Regions from separate parts of the Homo sapiens genome. Here region 2 is linked to region 1. The links are chromatin contacts, found by Hi-C or POLR2A ChIA-PET in ENCODE. All regions are on one chromosome and are shown on one strand. The core of a region is the stretch at or near the end of the contact, and the rest is flanking DNA. Distances in the headings are between cores, read along the strand shown.

The links. A loop is a pair of places that touch in the nucleus more often than their neighbours do. ChIA-PET counts read pairs that join two places held with the same protein, here RNA polymerase II (POLR2A). Pooled maps may share reads with other maps.
Region 2: a pooled map shows a loop between it and region 1 (6-fold over the local background). The contact joins the promoter of MAPKAP1 here to the promoter of SCAI in region 1. A Hi-C loop is called at or near these places in 6 of 50 pooled maps. POLR2A ChIA-PET finds 5 or more read pairs at or near these places in 2 of 52 experiments (GM12878 and WTC11).

What each region holds. Positions count from the first base shown.
Region 1 is chr9:125,140,147-125,146,978 of GRCh38, reverse strand. It overlaps SCAI (suppressor of cancer cell invasion), which reads left to right and starts at 3,451. Exons shown (of 18, transcript NM_001144877.3): 1 at 3,451-3,594; 2 at 4,302-4,346. The coding sequence starts at 3,542. PPP6C (protein phosphatase 6 catalytic subunit) reads left to right here. Exons shown (of 7, transcript NM_002721.5): 7 at 1-406. RefSeq lists a silencer at 3,333-3,832.
Region 2 is chr9:125,703,383-125,710,214 of GRCh38, reverse strand. It overlaps MAPKAP1 (MAPK associated protein 1), which reads left to right and starts at 3,007. Exons shown (of 12, transcript NM_001006617.3): 1 at 3,007-3,244. RefSeq lists enhancers at 2,634-2,793, 2,791-3,085 and silencers at 2,794-2,963, 3,074-3,303.

The DNA of each region.
Region 1 (6,832 bases), core at 2,202-4,701:
AGGTTTGAAATATTGTTCATTGCATTAAGATTTGTGTGTGTGTGCTTTGTAAGCCCAGAACCAGGTTTTGGAAAATGCCTGTACTGTGAAAGCAAATTAGGACTCTTTCTGAGCCTCTTTCATTGTCAGAAATAGAATCACTTTCCATCAGCTTCCAGGAAATTGTGTATCTGGAGTCGAAGAGATTTGACATCAAGAATCCAGATTTTTAAATGTAATTGTTTTTTAAATGCTAATGTTTGTAAAGCACCTTCAGTTCTTCGGATGAAAGGTGCTATATTCCCTCAGTGTAAATTAATAAAAAGATTACAGGAAGTTTGTCAAAAAATTCAATGCATAGTCTGTAGTATGTCCTGACAAGAAGTTAGCATTTTATATAAGAAATTAAAAAATGCTTATTCCTCCACTTGGTTGCTTGACTGGTGAACAAAAGTGAAACCTTTTTTTTTTTGTTTTGCATTTGACTCTGAGCTAAGTGTTCCAACTCTTTAAAGGCAATGTTTATTGTTACAACCTCGATCCAGTGCCCAGAACTATGCTTCATGAGATCATCACAACTCTTTAAATTGTATATTTACAGTGTGTAGTGATGCTGACGAAATACACGGTAGTAAACCAAAAAGAAACATTTGGAAAGTCCCCTAGCATGATGCCAGACACACTAGATGCTTGGGGAAGGTTGGTTCTGCATTCCCCTCCTGTTTTCTATTTCCGTATCAATTTATTGGTGAATTTGTGCCCTCATGAGAGTAGGCTTATGCTGGCTTAGATCATTCAAATGTTTTCTTAATTCAAAAATGCATGACATTTATAGATTTGTGTTGTCAACAAAAATACTACATAAGTATATTCCACTCAATCCCTAGGCACCCACTATGCTCAGCAGCACTGTGCTTTTGTATATAAATGGTGGGTTATAAAAGACTGCATGGAGGCATTATGGAATAGCACAGGCTTTGGGATCAGATCTGGGTGAAAACCCCAGCTCTGTCATGCAGTAATAGCAACTAACCTGTATACAGCATATGTGCTAAATTGTTATGTTCTCTATTTTGTGATGCCCTTGCTGTATGGGTCTATGACTATATTACCTTTTATTTTTTTTTTTTCTTGGTAGAGATGGGGTCTCCCTATGTTGCCCGGGCTAGTCTTGAACTCCCGGCTGAAGAGATCCTCCTATCTCGGCCTTCCAAAGCACTGGGATTACAAGCATAAGCTACTGTGCCCAGCCCAAACTTCAAAAAAATTAATAAATCTTGTTCATCCTTCTCTAGAACTTTTCTCCCCCTAGATGAGGAAATAGGCTTAGAGAGGATAGGTGACTTGTCTAACGTTGCACAAGAGAGCTGGAACTTGAATCCCTAGAGGGCACACCAGAGTATTTCTTTAGCGCTCTATTTTAAGCAATATTGGTTATTGTAGTTGTGTGACCCTGAACAGATTGAATTTTCTGAATCTTAAGTTTCTGTGTCTAAAATAAGAGAATATCAGGCAGGGTTAATCTCACTATTAAAAATAGCACACACAAAGCACCCAGTATCTGGTCCAAAGCTGCCTTTTATTAAGGGCTCATACTCATAGGCCATTTGTTCAAATTCATTGTAGTTGGGAAGAATAATCCAAGGCAATGTATAATTGCTAACATAGTGTAGATTTTGTAAGTACAACACATCTGGACAAGGAAATGTTTGATGTAGGATGGAGTAATTGGGGAAGATAAAGAGGAAGTGTGAATTAAGTGTGGACTGGAATGATGGGATTTGTATGTCTTACAGAGTTAAAATAAGCAGAGATCACTTGGACACAATGTGAAGACTCGAGGATCCTTTTTGGGAAGGCGTAAGAAATGAATAGGTCCTGTTTTATTGACAATATCTGCCATATATCAGTGAGGATTGGTCAATTATGGAAGATGCTAAAAAGCAGGCAATGGATTTTTAATAAGGAATATAATAAATGTATTTCAAGATTACTTCCCTAGTGAGTTGATGATCCCCCTTCGTCTGACACAAATTATTCTCGAGTTCTTTCCTCTCTCTGGCTTGATAATATGGGTGGAAACTGTTAGTTGAGATTGAGGTGATTTGTGGTTCTGTGACTTTAGGATTACGTGAAATACTAATTTGGGGGACCAACAGAGATTTGACATTTTTTCAAAGCAATTTTTCAATTCCTACTACAATTTACCGTCAGTATTACTTCATAAATGGAAAGTCATTTTACCATTAAAGATGTAGGTAGGACCATCTCAGAAGAAAAGACAACTCTTTACACCAAATACATTTGGTTTTGTGAAAAACTAGTATCCTAATTTTTGCCGCTTATGGAGATCAATGAGAGATTTTCCCCACCCCAATGTTGACATGTACTACTCGACGCTGTCATATTATTGAGGCATAAAAGATGTTCTAATAAAATGGAAGTGACTTAAGAGAAAGTTTTATGCCTCCTCCCAACTCTGAACAGATGCTGAGAATATACCAAACAAGTTCACACAGGAGTAGAGATTTAGAGAGGCCTTCCCACCTTCAAGAATTTTATAATACGTTAATGAGCTGAGTCTTATTTTCAAGGATGGCTTTGTTAAAGCAGAAGAAGGGTAACTATGCTTATGAAAGGCAGTTTTGCATGCCTGTTTGTCAAAAAATACAGTACAATTTATTTTAAAATTGATTAATTGGTGTAGAACTTGCAATGGTCACACAATCAGGATGGTCAGCTTCCATTCAGGGATCAAATTTGTCCAGGCCTTTCAAAATGGAACACGTTGCTTTTAGTATGGCATTGGTTCTGTTTGTAGTGCTGATTTTTCTTTCATGGTAATTAAAAAAAAATCTTACTTTCTTAAAAGCCTGCACCCAAGCTAGTGAGCTTTTCTGCAGAGGATTGAGCATCCAAACCATGCTTTATTTTGGTGGATTCTTAGAGTTTTCTGGCTGGGTCCTTTTTGAGGGGTAGCTGTGAGCTGTGAGACAATTTCAGCAAGATGTAGGGACAAGGATCGCATTCGAGGTGGCTTAAAAGGAAACACGTTTGTGAGAGTTGCCTCACTGTCTCACCTGCTAGAAGAAATTGGGAGATTTCAGGGCTTGTTTTCGGTCCTGGCGTGGTGCAGAGGTGGAGGGGCGCCAGCAGGTGTGTGGTATGCAGGACGCAGAGCCAGGAGAACCTGGGGCAGGTGTCTGGAGCCGGGGGTGCAGTTCCTACTTTTAGACGCATGGTGGCGCTAGGGTCTCCTCCGGCCCTGCTAGCAATCTCTAAGGCACCTCCGCCGCCACCTGCAGTCTCAACCAAACCTCTGGGTGGGCAGCGCGGGATGTGACGGGCCGAGCGTCCAATCGACTGACAGATTTCCGTCCACACTACTGCTCTAGCCAATGGGAGCCGAGGAGAGGCGCGGAGGAGGCGGGCCCCGCGGCAAGCCTGGCAGAGGCGCGAGGCCCTCCTCCCGCCTCTCCGCCTACTCCAGCCTCCGCCGCCTCAGCTTCCCGAGCGAGCCCTGCGGCCGCCGGAGCAGCTCCCGCGGCGGAGCAGGAGCCGGATGGTCAGAGGAGCCCGGCAGCCCCAGCAGCCGCGGAGTCGCCTGGCCCCCAGGTGCGGGGGCTGGGTGGAGGCCGGGGTTGGGGATGGGGTGGGGGCCAGGGAGCGGGCCCAGGGGCAGCGGCTCGGGGCGGTGGAGCATTCGGGGCGCAGAGACCGGAGGGGCGGGGGGTGCAGGCTGGGGGGACCTTGGGGGCGCCTGCAGGCGGCGGCGCGGGCTGGGCGCGATCGCCTCCTCGAGGCCAGGTGAGAGGGGCGTGTGAGGGAAGGGGCGCCGAGGGGTGAGGCTGGCGGCGCGGGGCCGGGAGGGGCAAGGCGGGCGCGCCCCCGGAGGGGCCGTGGAATGCGGGGGTCGCCGGGCCCGGAGAGGCGGGGCGTGGAGGGGGCAGTGCACGGTCGGGAACGGGTGGGCACAGGAAAGGGGAGGCTAGGGGGGCTTGCGGGGGTGACGAGGCAGACAATGAGTAGGTGGAGGTGGGTGATTTTGGGGAGCTGGGCTGTGACGAGCAGGGGTCGAGGATGGGGTGAGGGACCAGGAAGGTTTGAGCTCAGGGGGAATTGGGGGAACGGTGAGTCCCAGGAATGCTAGGTCTTGGTAAATAGGGGAAACAGGGCATGAGGCGTTTGTAAGGTCAGATCTGGGCTTGGCGAGCCTGTGGTCCCAGAGGGTGGTCTATTTAGTTCTTGACTGGCACGGTAGCGCCGGGAGATGTTTTCTTGTATGTTACTTTTAGTTACCGTCTTATTTGTTTGGTCTGCAGACTGACTGGCACAGTGGAGAAACCGCCTCGAAAACGGAGAAGCAGGTAAGGCAGTGCCTTCCTATTTTGCTTCATGTTTTTCTTTTTGCTTGGCTGCACCTGTGCCGTACTGCATAATTGTATACTGTCAGTAGATGAAGTTTCTTATTTATCCCCCTTTTAAAAGAATATAACCACATGCATGATTTTTCTTTTGAGGACTTCAAATTACTACCTCTACAGTCGATTTTTTTTTTCTTGGTATCTAAGATAATGTGGGAAATCTTGAGAAATCCTACTTTTTTACTTTTTGATGTTGTGTAAGGATCTCAGCTATTTTTTTTTTTAACCTTAGCCATAATTTCATTTTCTCCAGCATCTCTGTTTAAAAAGCTCATCTTGGCTGGGGTGGCTCATGCCTTCAATCCCAGCTCTTTGGGAGGCTGAGGCAGGAGGATCATTTGAGCCTGGGAGTTCAAGACCAGTCTGGGCAACAGAGCAAGACTCCGTCTCTACAAAAAATTGAAAAACTAGCCGGTCCCATAAATATATACACCTACTATGTACCCACAAAAACAAAAAATTAAAAAAACAAAAACCAACTAGCTGAGCGGGTGTTGTGGACCTGTAGTCCCAGCTTCTCAAGAGGCTGAGGTGGGAGGATTGCTTGAGCCCAGGAAGTCAAGGCTGCAGTGATGCAGTGAGCCGTGATCATGCCACTGCACTCCAGTGTGGGGAACACAGCAAGACCCTGCCTCAAAAAATAAACTAATTTTATTGAGCATCTACTATGTGCCAAGTACTGTGTACGAATGCTCTATGTGTATCTTCTCCTGTAATCCTCAAAGAACCCTAAGAGAATATGTAGTGTCACTATTTTACAGAAGAGGGAACTGCGACACAGAGAGGCCAAATATTTACCCAAAATCATGCATCTAGTAAAAGATAAAACCAGGATTTGAATCCAGACAGTCTGACTCCAGAGCTTAAGCTCTTAACTGTTATACCATAATGCTGCTAATAAATATGCAATTGAAAGTAGGTTTTCTTATTGCTTTATCTTTTGTCGTTGGACACTGTGTAGTTAACTCGAATGGTTGAACCTTAGGAAAATAGAAGCAAAGAGTTTAAGTAGTCCACAAACAAAGTGAATTAGTCCTTGAGTAATGGAGATGAAGATATATTTATCACATAAACATTTTTGACTGCATTCCATGTGAGAGGTACTACATAGCAATTCTGTGTAGTCATTAGATGATTCCTTTTTCACAGATGTTGGCATTGACCTAGAGAAAGTAAGCTACTGTAGTTATGTGACCAGTAGGACTACTTTCATAGTTAATATCTGGCAAGTTAATGATGTTAATACACAGAAAACCTCAATAGTAAATAGACACGAAATGCTGATGGTGGAAGTGCCAACAGAGTTTCCTTGTCACACTTTAGGCCTGTACTGTCCAATCCAGTAACCATATGCAGGGTGAGCACTCAAAATGCATCTAGCATGACTGAGGAACTAAATTTTTAATTTTATTTAATTGTAATTAAATTAACTTGAGAAACTGCTACTTGATCAGCTATTGGAAAACGTTCAAGTATGTTTTGAACAACTTGGGTATGTGAGTCTGTATTTTTCATCCGTCATTTTATGAAATCTAAGTATATATCAAATATTTCCAATGAGAATTTAGGGTCTGAAATGAGATAAGTATAAAATACATGCTAGATTTCAAGTTAGTACAAAAATTGAATAAATAAAATTTCTCAGTAACTTTTTATATTGATGACATAGTGAGACAATATTTTAGGTATATTGGAGTAAATACTTTTTTTTTTTTTTGAGACAGGGTCTGGCTCTGTCATCCAGGCTGTAGTGCAGTGGTGCAATCTCAGCATACTGCAACCTCCACCTCCTGGGCTCAAGCCACCCAGCCAATTCAGCCTCTGGAGTAGCTGGGACTACAAGCGCCTGACACCTCACCCAGCTCTTTTTTTTTTTTTTTTTTTTGTAGAGACAAGGTTTGGCCATGTTGCCCAGGCTGGTCTCAAACTCCTGGGCTCAAATGATCCAACCACCTTGGCCTACTAAAGTGCTGTGATTACAAGTGTGAGCTGCCATGCCTGGCTGTAAATAAAATTGTTACTAAAATTATTTTCACTTACTTTTTCCTGAGACAAAGTCTTACTTTGTTGCCCGTACTGGAGTGCAGTGATGTGATCTTGACTCACTGCAATCTCCGCCTCCTGGGTTCAAGCAATTCTCTTTCCTCAGCCTCCCGATTAGCTGGGATTACAGGCGCCTGCCACCATGCCCGGCTAATTTTTGTATTTTTAGTAGAGACGGGGTTTCAACATGTTGGCCAGGCTGGTCTTGAACTCCTGGCCTCAAGTGCTCTGTCTGACTAGGCCTCCCAAAGTGCTGGGATTACAGGTGTGAGCCACCGGGCCTGGCCTTCACTTACTTCTTTTTCCTTTTTATTTTTCTTCTGAGACAGGGCTTGGCTCTGTTGTCAAGGCTGAAGTGAAGTGGTGCAATCACAGCTCACTGCAGC
Region 2 (6,832 bases), core at 1,758-4,257, 560 kb before region 1:
ACTGCTCCAACTAGCTATAGAATAATCACACTAGCCATCATATTAGTATCACCATACATTTAGTCTCCATTCTCAACTGGGCCCTCAATACTGTCCTTGAAATCCTACCATATATCACTGCATGCCAACTTACCACAGTAACTACAGTATTTCAAACCCATAGTCGAACTTGACTACAAGGCTTCTTAAGGGTAGGGTCCCCGTCTGGCTTTTTCACCACTGAATCTCAATAGGCACTCAATAAGTATTGCTTACTGACTGAGGTATACTCATACTGGTAGGCATTAGTAAATAATAGTCACATGCCAGGCTCTGTTATATGTAAGCTACATGTATTAGGTCATTCTATCCTTGCAACAAACTAATGAGGTTATGTAGGACTTCTGTCATTCCCATTTTCCAGGTAAAGATAAGAATATTTAGAGAAGCAACTTGGAGAGATGAAGTCACAAAACTTGTAAGTGGCAGAGTGAGTATTCACTTTTTATTTTTCTAATTTTTTTTTCAAGACAGGGCATTGCTCTTTCATCCAGGCTGGAGTGCAGTGGCATGATCACGTCTCACTGCAGCCTTGACCTCCCAGGGCTCAAGCAATCATCCCATCTCAGCCTCCCAAGCAGCTAGGACTACAGGCATTCACCACCACACCTGGCTAAAAAAAATATATGTGTATATGTGTGTGTATATATATATTTTTTTATTTTTTATTTTTTTGAGACAGACTCTCACTCTGTTGTCCAGGCTGGGCTGCAGTGGTGTGCTCACTGCAACCTTCACCTCCCAGGTTCAAGCGATTCTCCTGCCTCAGCCTCTCAAGTAGCTGGGACTACAGGTGTGTGCCACATGCCTGGCTAATTTTTCGTATTTTTTTTTTTTTTTTTTTAGTAGAGACAGGGTTTCACCATGTTAAGACAGGATGGTCTTGATCTTCTGACCTTGTGATCCGCACCCCTTGGCCTCCCAAAGTGCTGGGATTACAGGCATGAGCCACCGTGCCCGGCCTATATAGAGATAAATTTTTTAAGGTAGTGATGGGGTCTCACCATGTTGCCTAGGCTGGTCTTGAACTCCTGGGCTCAGATGATCTTCCTGCCTTGGTCTCTCAAAGTGCTAGGAAATATTTACTCTTTAGAATCTATAACTGCTTAGCAGTTTTAGATAGGTCGAGTTTTATGTGTCTAGGAGACAGTCAGGCAGCTGTGCTTCAGATTGGAACTCGAGAGAGAGAGAGAGGAAAATGGAGAGTAAGATTTAGGAAGGAACAGATAACCTGGTGACCTCAGAAAATCAAATATCCAAACTTGTTCACACCTGCTGCTTTGTTAGAGTGCCTCTGACAGGTCCCTGATGGAACTGTGGTGGTGTGTGTGCAAGAGTGTGTCTGGGTGCTGAGGTGCACTATTCCCCCAGTATAGATATGTGGTAAGATACCAATTACATAAAGTAATGGGATGTAGTAAGAGATCAATCACATATGGTCATGCGTGGAATGAGGATGTTTTGGTCAATGACAGAGTGCATATGATGGTGGTCCCCTAAGATTATAACATGGTCTTTTAATTGTACCTTTTCTGCATTTAGAGATGTTTAGATACACAAATACCATTGTGTTAGAATTGCCTACAGTATATGGTACAGTAACATGCTGTACAGGTGTGCAGCCTAGAAGCAATAGGCTAATACCAAACAGCCTAGGTGTGTAGTAGGCTCTGACATTGTGTAAGTACAGTCTATGATGTTTACACAACCACAAAATCAGCTAACGATGCATTTCTTGTGTCCTCATCATTAAGTGATGGATGACCATATTTGAAATACATGGGTAGACCCACCGTGTTTTTTGTTTTTTTGTTTTGAGACAGAGTCTCTGTCACCCAGGCTGGAGTGCAGTGGCCTGATCTTGGGTCACTGCAACCTCTGCCTCCCGGGTTCAAGCCATTCTCCTGCCTCAGTCTCCTGAGTAGCTGGGACTACAGGTGCACACCACCACGCCAGACTAATTTTTGTATTTTTAGTAGAGACAGGGTTTCACCATGTTGGCCAGGCTGGTCTCGAACTCCTGATCTCAAGTGATCTGCCCTCCTCGGCCTCCCAAAGTGCTGGGATTACAGGTGTGAGCCACCGTGCCTGGCCCCATGGCATATTTATTAATAAGTTTAAAATTGGGCAGGGGTCCCTCAGGGCTGAAATTCAACCTTGAGTTTTTTCTTTTGCTAAGGTGCGTTTTTGAGAGACTTCCCCAAGCATCTTTCAGGTGGGAGAACCACTCTCACTGCACTCCCTGAATCCTTTTTCCCCCTTCATCGTGGCTTTCTCTACTGATTTCCTCCGTGAGAGAGGAAGGGAGCAGCATGAGACACACTGAACTTCTGCCCTGTGCCAGTCCTCCTACATCTCCTGGAAACCTCCCAGCAGGGCTTGAGGAAGATTATTGTCACCTCCATATTACAGATATTATAATAAGAGAAATAACTAACATTGACTGCATGTTTACTATGTGTCAGGCACTATGCTGGGTGTTTTTCAAGCATCATCCCATTCGATTCCCACAGCAATATACTCTAAAGTTGAAACTATTGCCCTGGATGGGAAAACCCGAGGCTCAGAGAGAAGTGTCACATCCTAGGACACACAGCAAGTTATAAGAGCTGGCATTTGAACCCAGGTCTTTCTCAGAGAGGCTGAGCTGCCTCATCACTCATTTCTGGACGAACTAAGGGCTTTTCTCCGTGGAAATGGGGAGAAAGAAGATTCGATGGAGAAGCCTAACACTGATTCCTGCTCAAGGCAAGTCCAGGCACTGGCGCATCTTGCCAGAACTCAGTCTCCGACCCAGGCCTTTCCCTGCACTGGAGAAGCGGCGCGCATGCGCCCGGCCTCCCTCCCGGCCCCGCCCCGCGGGAAGCTACCGCTCCTTGCTTTCAGCTCTGGGGCTTGCGCACTACGTCCCCAGCCAGAGGCTCCTTCCCGGTCGGGGACTTCCGGAACGCCGGGGTGTGGTTCCGGGTCGTGTGCGGCTCGGGGTAATAGGGCTGCTGCTCGGCCGGCCGGCGGCGGCGAGCAGCAGGGGCATGAGGGCTAACCCGGGAAGCGGCAGCTGAGCGGGCCGGGAGGAGCGCCGGTCCCCGTGGATCCCGAGAGTGCAGAGCTCGGGGCAGGGGCCGGGAGGCGTGGGGGAGCCGGGCCCTCCCCTCAGGAACGTGTCCCGGGGCCGACCCGGCCCGTAGTGTGGAAGCAGCTTCAGGTAAAGGTTGCCCCAGCCGCCAGCTCCCCGCCCGTCCGTCAGCCCACCAGCTTGCCCACCTGGCGGCCCTCTCACCCCTCCAGTTTCAGCGCTGCCCGGCGGGCCGCCTGCCGGGCCCTTGTTCAGGTGGCCCGGGCGCGTTCGTTTCCTGGCCATTTCCAGAACTGGAGGCTGTCAGGAGTCTGAGGCGGGTGTGTGGTTTAGGGGAAAAGAAGCCAGCTGACCTGGTAGTGTGGGGGTGGGGGGTGTAGTTGACTCCGGCAGTTTCTGGGCCTGCACTTGGCAATATCTAGGTGCCCTGGTCTTCATAATGTGAAAATCAAGGTTTTCAAGCATTGACTGTGTGGTCCTTGTTTCCTTGCGTCCCTTCTCCCCCTCCCCCTTAAAGAGGTTAACAGCCTTACAGACTTTTTTCTAGCTACAGTGCTGCTGGAACTTTGATTCATTCTTTGTTTATGGGAGTGGCAAGGAGTCATTTAGATTTGTTTAAGGCTGGGAAAAAGAGATTGTAGCGTAAACAAGATTATGACTTTAACCAGAGACCCCCAAATTGACTCAGAAATTGGTTAAAACTTCCTTTTGAATGAATGAAAGTCACTTTGGAAGCCCACCACAGTACCTGGCACTGTACAAAGCACCATGTTGTTATAAACCCAAATCGGCAAAGTTCAAAACTTTCCCAGGTGTGAAGAGTCAAATGGAGACCCATTGGTTTAAAAAAAGCAGCGTTCTCATTCTCTGACAAGCAGGAGAGGTGGATCCGTAATGTTAAAACCCACTTGAGCAGAAGCCTAGATATGGGTTTTATTCCTTATATTTTATGAGCCCACACAAGGTACCTAGTAAACACGGAAAGAGTTCTTGATGAAGCAATAATTGTTTTCATGTTTTTCAGTTTACACACCTGCGGGATTTGGGGCATGCTGGTAGCCCTTTCCCATTCATCTGTGTGCTCATGCCTACCTTCAACTACTGTGTGTCCCAGACTGCACTTACACCCCCTTACATCTCCTAATCTGGCTCCTGGTTACCTTTCCAGTTATGCTTGAAAAGGTCTCCTTCTTTAATTACCCCATCCTGATCCATTACTCTGAATAAGTAGGATCTCTAATCATTTTTGTTCTTTCCTATTCCATTGATTTTTGTAGAACATTCTCCCTACCTTGCCTAGGTTTCCCCTTTTCTCTTTCAGTCTATTGAGACGCTTCCCACGGCTCAGCTGAGTTGGCCTCACCCAACCAATTCAGGACAACCCCACCTGGAAATGATTTTTCCTCTAGAATTCTATAAGCGCTCATTTTTATCTACAATTATTTAACTTAGCAAATGTTTACTGAATATGGATATGTATATATATGCCAGGTACCATGCTAGGCAATTAGAGATAAATATAAGATTCAGTCTTTGCTGCCAGGGAGCTCAATTTAGTGAAAGAGAGATAAGGGAAATGAATAATTCTAACACCGTGATAAGTACATTGTGTGAGAGTTCTTGTGACAGTGGTAGGTGCGGGAGGGGAATGGGTTATTCACCTTTGAGGGATGGGATGTGGCCAGGTAATGCTTCATAATTTGAGGTAAACTAAACTTTGAGTATTTGGGTATTATATAGGGGTTTCTATTGTTTAATCATTTTAACCTCAATTTACAGATTAGGAAGACCCATAATAAATTACACAGCTGGTAGGAGACAGAGCCAGGATTCAAACCCAGGTCTGTCTGATGCCTAAATCTGTGCTTTTTCCATTACATGTCTTGCCTTTTTCTCACATCATCTCCCTCTTTTTATGCAAGTACATATTGAAACCAAAAGTTATATAGGACAAAACATATGAATGTTAAAATGAATGGTACAGAAATCTTTTAAATGTAAAGACTGTGCTCTTCCAAGGCAAGGAGATGGCAGGTAGGTTAGTTAGCTCAGCTTTGAATATGAGCAGAGAAGACAGTCTATAGAAAATAGGCATGGACTCTGGATTCAATTCCTGGTCCCTGTTCTTACAGGATATGTGACCTTCGACACATAACTCCAAGCATCACTTTCTTCAACTAGGGGTTGGGTTAGGGAATAATATTGACCACATGGAGTGTTGTGAATATTTATTGAACTAATGGGGATAAAGGGCCTGGTACGTGGTAAAGTCCCCCGAAATAAATAGCTATAAGATACAAAGGTATAATGCTTGAGGCATGGTTTTAGACTGGTGAGTGAGTTTACAGCCTGAGTCATGCAAGTCATTGCTTCTTTTAGCAGGGTACAAGGACGTAAAGTTGGAGGGGCGGTAGGGGTCAGAGTCAGTGAGGGCTTGAGTACCAGGCAAGGGAGGTAAATTCCAGTTTCTGCTAATAACTTTTCCAGTTAATAAATACTTCGAGGATCTACGATTCATTTCAGCAGTGCCAAGCAAAATGTTAGACCTTGGGGATACAAAAAGAAGTAAAATTGGGTCCCTATCCTGAGGTTATTGACATTCTAGTAGAGGAGATGTCTGTGTGTGTGCAGGTGAACCATAATAAAGTACTGTGGGTTCTAAGGTAGAAGTCCCCAGGAGGTACCATAGAACACTGAGAAGGAAACACTGATGATGGTAGGTAATGAGTACTTACTCTGCTGGTGTGATGTTAAATGCTTTATCTCATTTTTTTCTCGTGTGAGAAGGTGTTATTAGCATCCTGATTTTACAGATGAGGAAACTGGGGCACAGAGACCTTGAATAACTTCCTTGAGTTTATGCTGCTGGTAGAGCTGTAAGATAGAGGGGATTATCTGCTGAACACTGAGATCGGCACTCTTCATTACTACACCATGTTGCTTGTTCTTTGTGATGTGGATGCGGACCCTCTGGAAAGGCTTCAGAGAGAAACTTGCCCTTGAGCTGTAGCTTCAGTGTGCCAGTCATTGTGAGACAGGAGGGATCACGAGGAATGGAAGTGGCCTTTGCACTAAAGGAGCTCATAGCCTTATCTGTTACTTTAAATGTTTTTCTTTTTTGGTGGGGGAGCTTGTTTTGCTTATTGACTTATACCTGAAGACTTCAGAAACTTTTGCAGTTGAGTGGATTTATATGATTCAGCCTAAGATAATTTGCTGGCAATCTGTTATTCTGATGTATAGGCCTTACTGTTACGGACGCAGTTGTAGATGTCAAATTATTATATGACAAGGACTTCTGTCACGTTACTTGTTTTTTTTTTTTTTTTTGAGACAGTCTTGCTCTATCACCCAGGGTGGAGTGCAGTGGCATGATCTTGGCTGACTGCAACCTCTGCCTCCTGGGTTCAAGAGATTCTCTTGCCTCAGCCTCCCAAGTAGCTGGGACTATAGGCAGGTGCCACCACGCCTGGCCAATTTTTGTGTTTTTAGTAGAAACGGGGTTTTGCTGTGTTGGCCAGGCTGGTCTCAAACTCCTGACCTCAAGTGATCTGCCTGCCTCGGGCTCTCAAAGTGCTGGGATTACAGGCGTGAGCCACCATTCGTGGCCACATTACGTTTTTTCCCTATGGGAGGTGCCCTGACTTGTTTCTGTGAGTTCGAAGTTTTTGTGAAGTTTTTTGACTCAGAAGTCAGCATATTTCAGCTTGTGTTAAA